3 separate regions of the Mus musculus genome follow, and all the other regions are linked to region 3. A link is a loop called in an ENCODE intact Hi-C map of the cell type or tissue named here. Cell type or tissue: left cerebral cortex. All regions are shown on one strand.

Region 1 (2,500 bases), 390 kb after region 3:
CACACGACCCTACTGACCTGGACACAAATAGATACAAATTTGTCAGCTCCAGCTCATGGGACTCCATACACTGGATTCACCAGAGGAAGACAGAAGCATGTGTTCCTGCCCACATGGCCCTGTGCACTAGACACACAGTAGAGAGAGCTATCTGACCCAGCCCACATGATTCCATGCACTGGACACAGGTTGACAGGCCCATTTCTCCTCACCCACGTGGCCCAATGCATAGGACACATCACAGTGTATCTACAGTTAGATTTCAGCATCTGATTCCTGGTTTACAGTGGCTTAAACACTCCCCCCTAATAACTCTAGGCTCCTCAGACATAAGAAGTGTCACAGTGCAGAGAGCAACACTGTTACACCATGAGGAACTCACACAGGCCAAAACACTCTTTTAACCTAGGTATGACGGTTAATCTGCATGATCAGTTTGGCTGGATTTACTGTTACCTAGGAGACACACATCTGGCACGACTGTAAAGGTGTTTCCATGGAGTTTCAAGCCAACCTGAATGGAGATGGCACAATTCAGTGAGCTGGTCTCAATAAAAAGGAGAAAGCAGCTGAGCCTCCACTCATCTCTCTGCTTCCCAGCTGTGGACACAATGTGAGCAGCTGCCCCATGCTCTTGCCACCACGCTCTCCACCTTGGTAGACTATACACTCACACTGGAGCCAGAGTCAAGCTATTCTGTCAGATAACCTGTCTGTCACGGCAATGAGGAAAGTAACAGCCACACTACGGCTGAGCCCCTCGGGGTAGCCAGACCTCATCCTCACAGGATCTGCACCATTCACCATCAGCACTCAGACCCTAGGGGACAAGGACTCTGAGAGATGATGGTCACAGATGGACAGACAGACAGGGAGAGCACAGACTTTGGTGACAACCTGCCTGTCCATAAGAAGGCAGCCAGTGGACCCAGACCCCTTGTGCCTCAGTTAACAAGATCCCTGATACTAGTGAGGAAGTTCCTATGGAAGGGCAGTAAGCCCCAAGACAGGCTGCCACAGGTGCTCACAGGCCTCCTTGAAGAAAGCTGATCATCAAGGAGGCAGTGCCACCTACTGGTTGCTACATCTCAGAATCCACAGTGTTACACATCAGACAGGTAGACATGCAGGCTGTCTCCAGCTAAAGAGTGCATCCTTGAACTAATACATAGTCATGTATGTGTATGGGTGTGCTGTGTGTTTGTGCTTATGTGCATTTGTATGTATATGTGCTTATGTATACGTACATACATGTATGACTATGTGAGTAGGCAAATGTATGACTTCTAAGGAGACTCTGTCCTGGCACTGAACCCTAACTTTGCCCCATCCTTCCATTACTTCTGCCCCGTCCTGCATCATGTCCAATCTCAGTACCTCATGCTTCAGTCAGTCACCCTCCTAGCCTTACACAAACAACTTCCCAAAACCTACCACAAAAAAAATAATAATAATAATAATAATAATAATAATAATAAAAGGTTCGGGCTAGTAAGATGGCTCAGCAGGTAAGAGCACTGACTGCTCTTCTGAAAGTCATGAGTTCAAATCCCAGCAACCACATGGTGGCTCACAACCACCCATAATGAGATTTGACACCCTTTTCTGGTACGTCTGAAATCAACTACAGTGTACGTAAGTATAATAATAAATAAATATTTGGGTCAGAGCAAGCACGGACTGAGTAAGCGGGGCCAACTGGAGCGAGCAGGGTTGACCAGAGCGAGCAGGGTTGACCAGAGCGAGCAGAGGTCCTAAAAATTCAATTCGAACAACCACATGAAGGCTCACAACCATTTGTACAGCCATAGTGTACTCACATACATTAAATAAATAAATAAATCTTTAAAAAAGAAGAAGAAGAAGAAGGAGGAGGAGGAGGAGGAGGAGGTGGTGGTGGTAGGGGAAGCCTTGGGGCTGAAGAGATGGTTCGGCTGTTAAAAGCACTCACTGTCTGAGTTTTTGTGTGTGTGTGTTTTGTTTTTGTTTTGTTTTACAAGATCCATATTCAGTTTCTAGTGGGTACATGATAGCTCACAACCACCTGTAACTCCAGTTCCAGGAAATCCAACACCCTCTTCTGGCCTGCACAGACACCTACACACTAGATGGGCACGAACTCACGAATGCATGTGCATATACAAACACACACACACAGAGAAAGAGAGACAGATGTTAAAAAAAGAAACAGGGGCTGGTGAGATGGCTCAGCACGTAAGAGCACTGACTGCTCTTCCAAAGGTCCTGAGTTCAAATCCCAGCAACTCATGTACGAAGGACAGAGGACAGCTGTGTGGAACTGGTTCTCTCCTGTACCCTTGCCTACATTCTAGAGATCTACCTGAGGCTGTCTGGCTTGCATGGTAATGGATTCATCCACTGAGTACCTCAGCCCCCATCCACTTGTTAAGGACCAGTTGCTGGGAAATAAACCCAGGCATCACACATTCTTTTCTTTTTTTTTTCTTTTTTTTTTTTTTTTTTTTTTTTAGTTTTTTCG
Region 2 (2,500 bases), 140 kb after region 3:
GGCTGTGATATATTCAACATCTCATTAACATAAATAAACTTCACATAAAATAACCTTTGCATCTCTATTGTAAAAAGGAATAAGTACAGTTTGCTGCCAACAGGGGGTAATTATGGAATAAATTCAACAGAAACAGGAAAATTCTGTCTGCTGATCTGAGTTAATAAACAAGGGGGGTGGGGGAGGGGAGGTATAGGCCAAGGGGCACTTATTGTGGAGCAGTTCTGGCATGGAGCTGGGGATGTGGAGGGGGACACACTCAGACCACTAGCCTGTTCTAAGTCCAGACCCAGGGCTTCATGAAAAGGTAGCACCAATTGAGGGGGCCTCAGAAGAGGCCCAGAGGCAAGTGCCTGATGTGACCATTCAGGCAGAGAAGGGACGGAGGAAGAGATGGGCTGGGGACCTAGTTAGAAACCAATCAAGGGTCCATGGAGAGCCCATTATATATCAGCAACATGAGCCCGAGGCAGGATGTGTGGCCAGTGGCAGACCCAGGAGACGAGCAGGGAGCCCAGCCTGGGCAGTGTCTGTAACAAGCTTCCTACATATGGCTGTTGGGGGGCCAAGCCTACAGGAAGCTGGAGGGCACTGAGCCAGAGCTGTAGTAGGCAGTCTCTAGTGTCTACTATAGCTAGCTGGGTTCAGAACAAGGAGCCTCAGGCTTGGAGAGATGTCACCTCCCTGAGGCCCACATTTGCCCTGTTGGACAGGGGTTCTGACACCCCTGGAGAGCTCACTAGCTGTGCACTGACACTAGCTGCTCTAGGCCATTGAAGAAAGCCTAGAGGAAATAGTGAGAAACCAGTCAGCAAGGAGTATGCCATACAGCTGTCAGTTTGGGAGTCAGCAGAGCAGGTGGTCTGGGGGAGTGGGGTGAGGTTGTGTGAAGCGAACAGTAAGGTGCCCTCCCCGGAGGGAGGCCTGGGATGAAGTGAACAAGGCAAACATAGGAGACCCAGGATGGGGCCTATAAGACAGGTGCTCCCCAAAGGAGAGCTGGGGTGGAGTGAGCAGACAGGATAGGTGCTCCCCCTGGAGGGAGTCTGGGGATGGCACCTATAGAAGAGCGCAGGAGCAGGAATCACTCTTCTGAGTAGGGGGTACAGTCTCCCCCAGAGTTAGGTCAATACCCAGGAGGTCAGGCTAGGGCCCTGTTCTGGGTAGGGCCTGGGGGCACAGCAGAGGGGGTGACTGTCTATCTTTTCAGTACTCCAGGGAACTGAAGATCAAAGGCCTGGCCATTCCCTTTGATTGGGGAAGCTCTGGAACAGGATGTGTCATTATCCAAATTGCTTCTAGCTTTTGAGCACCCCAACCCCTGCTGAGAGAGTCTCTAAAGGGTGAATCTGAAACACCCGCAAAATGCGTTGGCAGCCGCAGCTGGGCAACTGTTAGGAGCAGAAGTGTTTTCTAGACAGTCAGACATACTGGAGGGAACCTGAAAAACTCCTGATGGGCATTTATCCAGCCAAGCCCACCCCATGTTGTAGGCTCAAGAGCAGGTGAGGCCAGCCTCATTCAGTGCTGGTGACCTGGCTCGATCTGGGGCTCTTGGCAAGGGTGATGTGTCCCTAGAGCTGGTGCTCACCTCACAGAGTTAGACAGGGTGCTTTTGGATACCCTACCCACTCCTTCTCTTTTCCTGACACCCCAGAAGAAATTGCTTTAATATTATTTACAAGGTGGCATGTTCAAGAAGCCACCAGGAAGATGAGACTTTGCTGGGGAAGGCTGGCAGCCTGAGCAGGCTATGTTCAATATTAATACTGCCACCTCGGCATGGAATCTGGTCTTCTTGGTAACCAGAGGCTGTTCACACAGCTCCCTTGAGGGATGCCTTCCACAAACTTGGATGTGAACTAATTAAGTTTGCACAGCTAATCAGAACAGGCTGCCTTGGAGACTTGGAATGTAGAGAACCAGAGACAGGCCATTGTGAGCTATGGAGTGACTGCTCTTTCTCTCAGCCAGTCCTCCTGCCTGTAGGCTATCACAGTGCCCTGGCTTTTCCCTATCTCTGTTAGGTTCAGAGCCCTATGTTTCTTCTGTGCATGGAGGTTGTTTTTGCTTATAAGTTGTTTGTTTGAGACAGGGTCTCACTATGTATCCCTGGCTGTCTGGGAACTCACTATATACACCAGGCTAGCCTTGGAATTCATAGAAATCCATATGCTGTCTGAGTGATGGAATTAAAGGCGTGCACCCCCATACTGGGCTTGATGTCAGATGTTTTTACTGAATCCAAAGCTAACTGGTTCAGCTAGACTGGCTAGCCAGCAAGCTACAGGAATCTGCTGGTCTCTGACTCCTATCACCCCGCTCTGGATATCATTACACACAAACACCTCAGAGCCCAGCTTTTATTAGGGGCTGCGGATTGAACTTAGTCTTCATGCCTGCACAACAAATACAAGGTGGTCTCCCCAGCCTCAACTCTTGTCTTTTTGAAACAGGGTTTCATACAGCTTAGACTGTCCCTGAAGTGATCCTCCTGCTT
Region 3 (2,500 bases):
GGCACTCAGGGGTCTAAAGCTAGACACTGGAGTCCCAGGCTGGCCTGAGCTACAGAGTAAGAAGACAAGAGGAGGAGGGAGAGGGGAGGCAGATGTAAAAGAGAAAAGGGGGAGGAGGTGGCAAAGAGGTAAAAGAGAGGGAGGGCTTTCTTCTCTTTGTTGGGACCCTGTCAGATAGACCCCAGGATAGACATCTTTGCCTTTCTGGAATGATGTTTGCAGTCGCACACCACTACAGAAACCCAGGTATGGACCGGGGGTTTGTGCAACCCTGGAGCAGGCTGGGGTGCCTTGGCGACTGAAGCCCTACTCTATAACTTCTTGGTAAGGTTCCTGGTTGTGGGGAGGGGGGAGGCGTGGGCGTCGGCAAAGATGTGTGTGAACTTCTGCCAGAACTTCATGTTCTTCATGAGGGTGGGCTAAGGGGTGAATTATGGGGTGTGCCCGTTAGGTGTGAACCTGCTCTGCAAACGTGTGGGTGCAACATACATAGTGTCCACCCTGGGTCATGTACACATGCCTGCTAGTGACATGGCTCAGGAGAATGGGAGAGGAAGGGAGGAATGGGGGCGGGGCGGGAGATGAGAGAACCAGGAGAAAGCTCTGGCCTCATCCCCGTGGCTCTGGCCAGGGGTTAGCTTGTGGCCTTCCCAGCTTGAGGGGTGCCTGGCTTGTTTTTTGTTTTTTGTTTTTTTGAAGGGCCCGGCAAAAGCTACCCTAAAAGCAGGCTTTGGAGCCTTCAGTCCCGGCTGGATTCTCTTGAGGTCTGAGCAAGGGTAGACCCACAGCTCTGTCCTTGACCACCATGCTCTGTGTCTAAGAATCCACCGGAAAGACGATAGAGCCTCCTCTACCCTCAGTCCCTAACTGGAATCTCACTCCTCAGGGTTCCAAAGGAAAAATGGGGCTGGGGAAAGCCTAGGATCGGCCAAGTGTGGGCTGCCTGCCGGTGCTGCAGGCTGGATCTAGTCGAGTCGCAGGACAGGCCACAGGACCCGAGCTCGGGAAGCTCCTGGTCCTCTGGCCGCGCTACTCCAAGGTTCAGGCTATTCCCATGCTGGTCCCTGGTGGTCTGGCAACCCAAGGGACAAGTCCCCGCCCCCAGCCTCTCCTCGCCCCTTACTATGTATACTTGGCTGCACTCTGCGGCTCCAGTCCCCTTCGTTGGCATTGTGTCCCGAAGCCTGGCTCTTGAGAGTGCTCCAGCTCGGAGGAGGCGTCCAAAAAGGGTTGCACCCACTCTGCCCAAAGGGGGGTCCTTCAGCTCCGCAAGCGCACGGAGGCTCGAAAGCTGTGCGCAAGGCCTTAGCCCGGCGAGGGCGCTCTTGAACTTGATTTTGATTTTCAACCCAAGGCCAAAGCTACCGCCTGGGGAAGGGGCGCGGTAGGGAATGGGATACCAGCGGGCTCAGTCAGTGTTCCTGGAACCATGGGGGTGGGGGGTGGGGGTGGGTGGGAGGGTGGACAGCCCCAGAGGGATGACTTGGATCCCCGGAAAGCACACATTAACTCCCCCCCCCCACACACACAGAGGCTAGTGGGAGGGGAATCCACTACTCGGAACCTTCCGGGAATGGGAAGGTGCCAGGCTGATCTCACGCCTCCCGGCCTCTCAGCCCAAGGGGGTGGTGACATACAATGCAGAGAGGAGGGACTGTGAAGGGGGTCGGTGACCTTAGGAGAGAGCAAGTCCCTGGTGGGAAGAGAGAATGTTGCATCTCGGAGGGCCTGACAACCTTGTACCATCTCTGATTCTCCCCTCCCCGCCGCCCGCCCCGTGAAACAATCGTCCCTGCGGGTGGAGCTGTGACACGCGCGCTTACATAGGGTCTGACTTCGGGGTCAACTTCTACATGGCTTCCTGCGGGTGCGTGTGTGTGCACAGGCGTGACTGTACGCGCGTGCACATCTCTGCCTCTCGTACCCACCTCCCATCGCCACGAAGGGTCCCAACCCCATGACACTCGGGGACTTGGGCTCCACGGCTCTTAGCTCAGTGGCCTGGGACGCGGGCAGGGGACGCAGGCAAAGCCAGGAAAAGGAGGCGAGGCTGTGTTGCGGCGTCCTGAGATGTCCCCCCGGCTCCAGCCAACTTCCCCTCAGGGAGCCTTGATCCCCTCCCGGGGCAACCTATGGACGTGCAGCGGCCCCCGCCCCTGCTCCGGTCCCCTCCCCGCGCGGCTCCCACGTCCGACCTGCCTCGCGCTCACAAAATGAACCACCGCCTCGCGTCGCCGCGGCCGCTGCCGCCGCGCCCGCTCCCGAGCTCGAGAGCCGGAGCCGCCCGGCCCCTTCGGCGTCGCCGGCGCCGCGGCCGCCCCGCCTGCCCGGCCGGTCCGGGGCTGCTCCGATCGCGCGGTCCCCGGCTCTTGACGCAGTGAGCGCCGCAGCCCGGCTCCCGCAGGCTCCTCTCCGCTCCCGGCGAGAGGCCGATCCTCAAGCCCGGCGGGCTCCGGGAGGGGCGGGCAACGCGGGAGGGGGAGGAGGTCTGTCTGGAGCC

Evidence for each region. Hi-C counts contacts between places; a loop is a spot of excess contacts. Peaks named below come from ENCODE experiments on the same cell type or tissue, not always from the same donor. Only the 100,000 strongest peaks of a DNase experiment are listed, where the experiment ranks them.
Region 1: it touches region 3 in a loop (4-fold over the local background); 12 of 42 quality-filtered maps call a loop at or near these places.
Region 2: a loop joins it to region 3, with 2.7 times the contacts of the local background. A loop is called at or near these places in 5 of 42 quality-filtered maps.

Annotation. Positions count from the first base shown.
Region 1 is chr5:140,291,300-140,293,799 of GRCm38, forward strand. All of the region lies in intron 9 of Mad1l1 (MAD1 mitotic arrest deficient 1-like 1), which reads right to left. Among named protein-coding and RNA genes, the nearest start is that of Mad1l1, 29 kb to the right of the region's middle. In left cerebral cortex, a CTCF peak has its summit at 1,082 (motif pointing left); a DNase peak (open chromatin) is centred at 1,069.
Region 2 is chr5:140,041,338-140,043,837 of GRCm38, forward strand. All of the region lies in intron 17 of Mad1l1 (MAD1 mitotic arrest deficient 1-like 1), which reads right to left. Among named protein-coding and RNA genes, the nearest start is that of Gm30492, 53 kb to the right of the region's middle. In left cerebral cortex, a CTCF peak has its summit at 1,031; a DNase peak (open chromatin) is centred at 1,015.
Region 3 is chr5:139,906,163-139,908,662 of GRCm38, forward strand. It overlaps Elfn1 (leucine rich repeat and fibronectin type III, extracellular 1), which reads left to right and starts at 1,704. Exons shown (of 2, transcript NM_001384186.1): 1 at 1,704-2,500. In left cerebral cortex, a CTCF peak has its summit at 1,302; DNase peaks (open chromatin) are centred at 1,341, 1,585, 2,239 and 2,420; H3K4me3 peaks cover 1,287 bases; H3K27ac peaks cover 434 bases.